2 separate regions of the Homo sapiens genome follow, and region 2 is linked to region 1. The links are chromatin loops, found by intact Hi-C in ENCODE. Cell type or tissue: PC-3. All regions are shown on one strand. Each heading gives the region's core, and the rest is flanking DNA. Links, peaks and the distances in the headings are about the cores only. Region 1 overlaps PRKG1 (protein kinase cGMP-dependent 1). Region 2 overlaps PRKG1 (protein kinase cGMP-dependent 1).

Region 1 (4,414 bases), core at 234-4,233:
AAGTGGTGAAGCTCAGAGCTAGATAACCTTAATTTCAGATCCTCACTCTACAAGTTTGCTTATGAGCTTTTGTGACCACTGAAATGTATCTTAGTCTCTCCAAGACTCAGTTTCCCTAACACATAAAAATGGGACTAAAAGCTTCAGTTCAGAAATTTAGTAATGGGCCAGGTGTGGTGGCTCATGCCTACAATCCCAGCAATTTAGGAGGCTGAGGCAGGTGGATGGTTTGAGCCCAGGAGTTCAAGTCTGACCTGGGAAACGTGGCAAAACTCTTTCTCTACAAAAAATAAAAATTAGCCTAACATGGTGGCATGCTTCTGTAGTCCCAGCTACTTGGGAAGCTGAGGTTGGAGGATTGCTGGAGCCCAGGAAGTCGAGGCTGCAGTGAGCCGTGTTTGTGCCACTGCTTCTGTCAGCCTGGGTTACAGGGTGAGGCGATCTCAAAAAAAAAAAAAAAAAAAAAAGAAAAAGAAAAAAGAAAGAAAAAGAAATTTAGCAGTGTCTATCAAAATTTAAAATATTCCTAATTTTAACTAAGCAATATCACTTGTAAGTGCTATTTTTCAACACGTACAAGGATATTCTTTACAGCATTATTAGTAATAATAAAAACTAGAAACTAAATGTTCAGAAAACTAACTAAGTAAATGAAAGAACATTTATTCAGTGGCCACTAAAGAGAATAAAAATGAATTAGTTGTGGGAAATTAGATATGGGAACATGAATTCGATATAGGTAAATGTTCAAGATACCATGTGAAATAAAATAGTTTCAGAAGGGTATATGCACAAAGAGACATGCATAGAGGCTTTCTGGGAGATACTCAAAGCATTGGCACTAATGGGTACCTCTGGGAATTTTGATGAGTGATTCATATATGTGTGCATAGGGGTAGAAGTATTTACTTTTCACATTATACTTTTACTTACTGTTGGTATTTTTACCAAAAAGATGTAGCACTAATATAATTTTTTAAAAACCTCATGAAATACAATATTACCCTCTTATGTGGTTGTAAGAATTAGATACACTCGTGTGAAAAATGTCTGGTCCATACTAAAGAGTTAAATTCAGTTGTCCCTTAGTATCCATGGGAGATAGGTTCCAGGACTTCTTACGGATACTGAAATCCAAGGATGCTCAAGTCTTTGACATAAAATGGCATAAAATAGTATTTGCATATAACTTATGCACATCCTACCATATACTTTAAATCATCTCTAAATTACTTATAATAATGAATGCAAGTAAATGCTATGTAAATAGTTGTTATACTGTATTGCTTAGGAAATAGTGACTAGAAAAAAAAAAAGCCTGCACATGTTCAGTACAGATGCAATTTTTTTTTCAAATATATTTGATCCATGATTGGTTAAATCCACGAATGCAGAACCCATGAATGTGGAGGGCTGGTTGTAGGCACTTTAAAGGAAAAATATGGTCATTTTTAAGTGCACTTGCAGAGAGCTTCCAATTTGAAGCCTCATGAGTTTCAGCTGTCCCCAGTGCCCTGGTTACTGTAAACCATTAAGTCTGGAATTCACCTCTGCATGTCCTAGTCAGCTAGGTTGGCTTCAGCCCTTCTTGCTGGGAGTGAAAAGGGAGGGAGAAGCCCTCGTTTACTTCAGGAGGTAAAAAGACTCTAGGCTGAGTCTCCAAAGCCTAGATTACAGCAAACATGTTTTACGTTAAAAATTGGGGAAGTTAAATTTTAGGGGGCAATCCCTGGTTACTTTCTTACTAAAGTTGTATAATTTCCTACTTAAAATTAAAACTCGGAAACATTACTGGCAGTAAGGGAAGGTAACATGAGTTTTCAAACCAGGTACTGAGCACATTAAAATAGACCCAGTCAAAGCTGCATACAGCTTCAATATTCATGCAATATTCAGGGTGTATATTGCCATGTCAGAGTGAGCAGCCAAATTGTGCGTTTCAGTCTCATGGCTGTCCCCTGAGGAGGAGGCCTAACTTTTAGTCTCCTCAAAACACAGACCCTCTCCACTACAAAGTGAATGGTCATTCCTTTGCTGCTTGAATCTGGGATTCTTTTTCTTGTACTTAGGGTGTACGGAATTTACCTTTCTTTGGAATCATCCTTTTTTATGGAGTTCTGCATCTGAACATGACCTGGCCACGCATATGCACACTGAGTAGTTCCATTTCAAACTAGACGTTCTGTTGAGCTCAGACCATTCTGGAATTATTTGGCAACATCTGAAACATTTTTTTTTTTTTTTTACCTACAACACTTCTAGATGTGACGTTTTCTGGAGAATTGATAAACTGATCTGGTAGCTGTTAGTGGCTACCAAGCCAAGTTTTACATTGCAATCTAAATATATTGTTCCTTGTCATGTAATGACATTTATTAGAGAATCTGGCAAAAGCCCAAATAAAAATACAGGTTTTCACACTGTTTAACAATCTGAGGTTTTATGTCTTTTTGGTGAGGTCATTGAATACCAGTCTCATTTTTACTGCCTCTATTTTTGAAAACAGTAAACAGTCATATTTTTATTGTCCTACGTGGTTGCACAAACTGACACATTGCCAAGTGGTTCTGACTGAATGCTTTTCACTTGGCAAACTAAAGGTACTAAAAAGAGGTTCACAGTGGAGACTTATGCATGTAGGGGAGCAATTTCTGTGGGCATGTGTATGTACAAAATAAATCTGTGAATTCCAGTAGAGCCAGTATCCAGGACTCTAAAAGTAGAACAGACTGATTTATTTGTGACAATGTACTTCAGCTGAACCTCTGTGCTAGTTTGTTGGCAAAACCTAACATATGGCCTTTTAATGAGAGACAGATTAATAATTGCAGATATGAATAATAAAGCAGAAAGATTGGCTGTGCCATCTTTTATTCTAATAAGGAATTAGATTTGGTTACTGAAGGAGCAGCTGTTTGCCAGGTATGGTATGCTACTGTTTGAGATAGACACTTTGATGCAAAATGGGACGCTTGATGGTGATGGACTTGAAAAAATGGATATGCGATGTGTGTTTAAATTTCTCAAGCCCTATAACAATAAACATTTTACACCCCAATGATTATTATTCTATACCGTCATTCAAAAACCTACAAAAAAGACACAGTGACAATGTTTTCTGTCTTGTTGTTCTTTGAGAGAAAAGACCTATGATGGTACCTCAGTGCAATGGAAAAAAAAATTCTTGACAAAAGGATCAAATAGAAGTGGTGGCACAGTTTCTGGAATATATGACATTATGTTTAAAATTGAGTGCAAATTCTTGTCCTCCCCTGTGCTAGACACGTTTCTTTGCCTGCTTGAATCCACAGCTCCTTCAATAGAATCAACCTGCCCCTACCTTGGCTCCTAGAAGTGTCAGCTGCACTTATCAGGTGACCCATTTCCATTTCTAGCTATGATTAGTTAGTCAGGGATGGAGCCTAATCAAAAGGGAGCTAACCTATTCATTCAACAGAGGTAAAGCAGATTATTTCTCTCAAGAATTTGAACAAAGTGGGCTCAAAGACTCAAGATATTCAGTGATGAGCCCCAAAACTGCAGTGCAGTGTACAAAATGGGCTGTGTAGGTGACCATGCTGAGAATATGCAAGATACATATGCGCAAGAATGTGAATGGTAGAGATGGAAAGAGCAGGCAAAGATAAGAACCTGGTGGAGAATGTAGAAGTAGAATTGAGAGAGAGCTAGAAGGAGCAATGTTAGGATTGACATTGTCACTCCGGTTTCTCTGAGACCACGTTTGACATTGTTGTATTCACATAATAACCATCTGTTTACCTAAGCTACTTTGAGTGAATTCTATTCCTGTAACCAAAAAAGTCTTCATGAGAACACCCCATTTTACAATATAATCCTGTGTGCATAACTATGACTTGAGATCTATTTCTACACTGAAATCTGCAATATGAGATTGTTCTAAGGAAAGCCTCTAAATAACCAAAAAGACTAGACAACCTTCAGTATTAGGGTTTAATAAAAATAGTTAGCATTCTGATATGGGAAATGTATTCCAGATGGAATGTTATTAAGGCTTATCAGTCTAGAGTAAACATGGATGTGTACACCAAATTCTTCAGTATCAGAACCAGATGGCACTCAAAAAGGTTTAATTTCATTCAAATAAGCAATGCCACTTTACCAACTAGAAAGGGGATAAATGAAACTCATTACCTCAGTGTATGGCTTAGGACTCAGATAAATGCATGTGAGAGAGATCCTTAATAGGTGATTGAGATAAATTAGGGAAATTTAAGAAATCTTCTTATACCTTTAAGGGAGACTAGTGAGAAAGATTTTGCTGTCTAACAAAACATTTTCTTGATGTTAGTATTCGATTCCACAATAAGCGGTATCTTTTATTCTAGTGTTCTCTGTGGGTAGTAGGTATGAATTTGCCCTGTGACTCTCAGGT
Region 2 (4,414 bases), core at 271-4,270, 55 kb before region 1:
CCATTAACTGTATTTTCCATCAGACAGTTTATTGATTGTATTTTTGAAGTCAATTCTGTTCAGCTGTGAAATTTCAGATTTCCCTTCAAGTCTCACCTTTGAAGTTGCAACTGACTCAGAAGCTGCATTTGCCCTACTTGAGAATAACACATCAGGTGTGTTAAAGTTCATCCAGTCCTCACAGTAACATGCTCTGTTATACACGTGCAACCTTTTTATTTATACGTTGTGAGTAATTTTTGTCTTTCAATGAAAGACAATGTAAAAGGATTTGTGAATTCCCATTCAGTTTAACTTATAACCAGCTAGTTTTCTATTAACTTATCAATAATTTTGCAGAGAAAATATGTATTTTACAAATTTTCTAGAATTAAAAAAACACACATACTAACAACGTAATAGCTAAATTACTAAGCTGTAGTCAGTATGTGTTCCTTAGCCAGAGTCAGTTATTATAATGTACATTATTTCATTTAACTCTTCTAATTCATGCACATATTAGCTATAAATTCAAATGTTCTTTAATTGATTTCCTCCATTCTGTGTGTGTATAAGTATATATACACACAAATACACATATATACACACACATACACACACATTAGTTTCTACCAATAAACCTGTAGCATGAGTTTTTTCACATAAGAAAGCTACCACTTTTGATATACGTTTGCCATTTATTTCTATCAAACATAATTTTATACTTTATCTTCAATTTATTTTCAATTATAAGATTATCAAATTATCTGTTGTCAAATTGATTCCAATATGATTATTTCCACCCGGAAGATAAAAACATAAAACCTCATTCAAATCCTTTCCCACCTTTCAAGGCCAGAGTCAACACCATTTCCTCCATAAAATTCCTGAGATATATATTTAAAAGTAATTTCTTCCTTCTCAAGTCTCTCACATCTTCTTGGGTAAATATATCATTATACTCTAGTTGACTGGTTCTCAAAATGTGAGTCCTGGACCAGCAGCAACAGTATCTGGTACAAATGAAAATTATCGGGGCTCACCTTAGACCTACGGAATGAGAAATTCTAGTGATGATGGCCAGCAATCTGTGCTTTATCAAGTCTTGAGTCTGATCCTGTTTCTGAATGATTAATTGCATAATTTAGCTCTTTATTTAGTTGTATGCTCTATGAGGACAGGATTTATGAGTAATTGCATCTTTCATATAGTAAGTACCCAGAAAATATTTATTGAATGAAGTAATATATCAAGAAATAGAAGTACAGTTTAAGAAAGATGGGACAATTAACTGGAAGGAAAAAGGACAAGATATTTTATTTGAAAGCCTATCATTTGGAGAAGCGAGAGATGCTCTTAAAATATCAGGGCTAGAATCAAGATATATGAATACAAACTACGATTGAAATTTTGATTTCAAATTATTAAAGTTAGGTTATTTTTATTACATTATCTCATTAAATCCTAACAACTCTATGAAATAGATGTTAGACTCATTTCACTAATGAAAAATAGAGGTTCAGAGAGTGTATATTTCTCTCTGTATCAGGGTCATATAGGCAGGCAGGTTTCAAACCCTGTTCTCTTTGATGCATTTTGCCCGTCAGGTGCAGAGGGTCAAATTTCAACTCTAAGAGATAGCTGGTTCAGTCAATTTATTCAACAGACATTTAGCATATATAAATATGAGCCAGGCACCATGCTAGATGCTTAACATTTAGGAACAAAGAGCCAGTTTCCTCATCTGTTAAATGTGGATAATAAATGTACCTAGTACTGTGTGGAGCTGGTGTGATGATTAAATGTAACAGTTATCAAAGCAATAAATAAGACAATCAAAAATTGTGAAAAGTTCAAAGATGGAAAGAAACACTTACAATGAGGAGTTAATAGAAAGGTTCTTGAGTTAGATTCAGTGTCAGGGGAAATTTTTCTAAAGTGGTGACAGGGATGCTGATCTAGAATGACTAGTGTCATTTGGCCAGGTGACAGACTAAGAGAAGAGCACCTCAGACACTGAACCTGCATATGCCAAGCTCTAACACTTGGAGTATGATGGAGATGGAAAGTCACCAGTAGACCAATGTGACACTAAATGCACTACATACTATCAAATTTTATCCATTCCTAAGTCTTTGTGTTCTCCAGATAAGTCTATAAAATGTTATTGATATGACAATAAAGTATATATAAATGTTCCACTGGGAGCAAAAGTTCGTGGTAAATGTGGCATCAAATAAGTCATTTTTTTAAGAGTGAAGACATAAAAGAAAACAGAAATCTGAATATTTTAGAGTTTGGATAAGTCAGTATTTTGAGCAAACCTGAATTTAGTACAATATCCTCTAGTTTTTCTTTCTAACATTCTAAGAATAACTGAGGATGCCAGATGGCTTGGAGCACTTTGTCCATGATTAATGTGTTGAACTATTTCCTAACTGGATTACAGTGGCATTTCTTCTAGAAATTCTCAGATTACATTCCTTCACAATCATACTTACCATTTGATATAAAGTCTGCAATACATGTAGAATGGAAATGCAGTGGTTTGAATCACTGAGCAAAATGGATGAATTTAAAGTGAAAATAAGTTGTAATAAAAACCTTATGTAAGATCTAAGTAACTCTTTGGAAGACACTACTAACTACAAATGTAAATATTTCAATTTAATTACTTTTTTTCTGTTAACAAACTTTGCTTATTTCTGATATGACTAAGGGTAGTAAACAGTGGCTGCTATTTGCTCTACTCTAAAGACTCCAAGCCTTTCAATGACCACATCACATCCTCTTTTTCTGTTTCCTGAAACTAGCAGAAAACTTGACATTAATAACCACCACTAGTGTTTGCTGAATGAATGGTTGAATGAAGTAGATGTTAACATGTCCAACCAAATAATTGTGAATTATTGTTATTCCAACTCTATGGAAATGGAATATCATATACAATGTATTTAATTTTTATTATAGAAATCCTAAGACTGACATTAATTCCTGATGTATATGTTATGCATATATATTTATACTATAATTAATTTGGGATTAATGTATTAAATTTAACCTAATTAATGTGAATAGTATCAATATGATTACATTTATATTTAATTATTTTTAGAAATTCTGACTGATATTAATTCCTAATATATATGTTATATGTATATACATATATACTATAACCATAGTGCCCACAACCATCAAAAATTTACTGTGTAAGAAAAGTAAAAAATGTTGTAATAAGCTAACATTGCTATATTGCTTTAAAATGCAAGTTTAAAATCATTTGCTTGTATCATCATTGAGATATAGTATCATTTAGATTCACATAAAATGAAATGGCAAGGGAAGACAGTTATTTTGAAAAAGCAACACTCAAATGTCTGTCTGCTACACATTCACAGTTGACAGGAGGGAGAAATGTTTCTACGTAGATATATTGAGTGATTAAAAAATATATTTACATGTTAAAAACTGGATATTAACCTTAAGTCTAAATATGCACATTATCATACATATGTATTATAAATCTTACAGGTAACCTCTAAGAAATAGTTGTAAATGAGGAACAATGCAATTGACTACAATTCTATAATATCCTCCACATAATGCATACATTTAAAAAATATTGGGCTGGGCGCGGTGGCTCACACCTCCAATCCTAGCACTTTGGGAGACCAACGCAGGCAGATCACTTGAGCTCAGGACTTAGACCAGCCTGGAGAACATGGCAAACCCCATGTCTACAGAAAATACAAAAAATTAGCCAGGCATGGTGGTGGGCACTTATAATCCCAGCTACTCTGGTGGCTGAGGTGGGAGGATTACCTGAGCTCAGGAGGTCAAGGCTGCAGTGAGCTTTGATTATGCCACTGCACTCCGGCCTGGAAGACAGAGTGAGAACCCTGTCTCAAAAAATAAAATTGGTATTAAATGTAAATATCCCAAATCCTTTCTCCTATTTTTCAACATGTTTATACTGTGGTGGAAGTTGGCCTGAGACATATCTCATATATCATTAGTCTTTGTAAAATACAAATTTGCTAGAATAAGATAATTAATTGAAAAAAATGACAAGATAACATATATGATGTAATGAAATTATTGATGATGTAACTATAGAGAAAAAAAGCCTTAAACATATCTTCCAAATACACTGACCTTCTAATAACCAATATAACATTTGTATGCATAATATTAGTACACTAGACTGAATAAGAGAGCTTAATGCAGTAAAATGAAAACTGATGCTCTCCATTTTTATATTGTTGAAATGTAGTTTTTATTATGTATGAGCAAATATATTTTGTTACTTCCATAAAGCACCCAGAGAAGCTTTCACTACAGCTTCATGAGATATTGATGACTTGCGCTTAATGATGCCAAATTTCAGTCAACCAGGGATTATGAATATGTAAATTGGTGCTCAGAACTCAGTTGT

What was found. Peaks named below come from ENCODE experiments on the same cell type or tissue, not always from the same donor. Only the 100,000 strongest peaks of a DNase experiment are listed, where the experiment ranks them.
Region 2: it touches region 1 in a loop (4-fold over the local background); 1 of 110 quality-filtered maps calls a loop at or near these places.

The regions. Positions count from the first base shown.
Region 1 is chr10:51,229,482-51,233,895 of GRCh38, forward strand. All of the region lies in intron 2 of PRKG1 (protein kinase cGMP-dependent 1), which reads left to right. Among named protein-coding and RNA genes, the nearest start is that of MIR605, 68 kb to the right of the region's middle. In PC-3, for the core only: no CTCF peak of the experiment used is centred there; a DNase peak (open chromatin) is centred at 2,530; H3K27ac peaks cover 347 bases.
Region 2 is chr10:51,174,753-51,179,166 of GRCh38, forward strand. All of the region lies in intron 2 of PRKG1 (protein kinase cGMP-dependent 1), which reads left to right. Among named protein-coding and RNA genes, the nearest start is that of PRKG1, 100 kb to the left of the region's middle. In PC-3, for the core only: no CTCF peak of the experiment used is centred there; DNase peaks (open chromatin) are centred at 2,439 and 2,749; H3K27ac peaks cover 467 bases.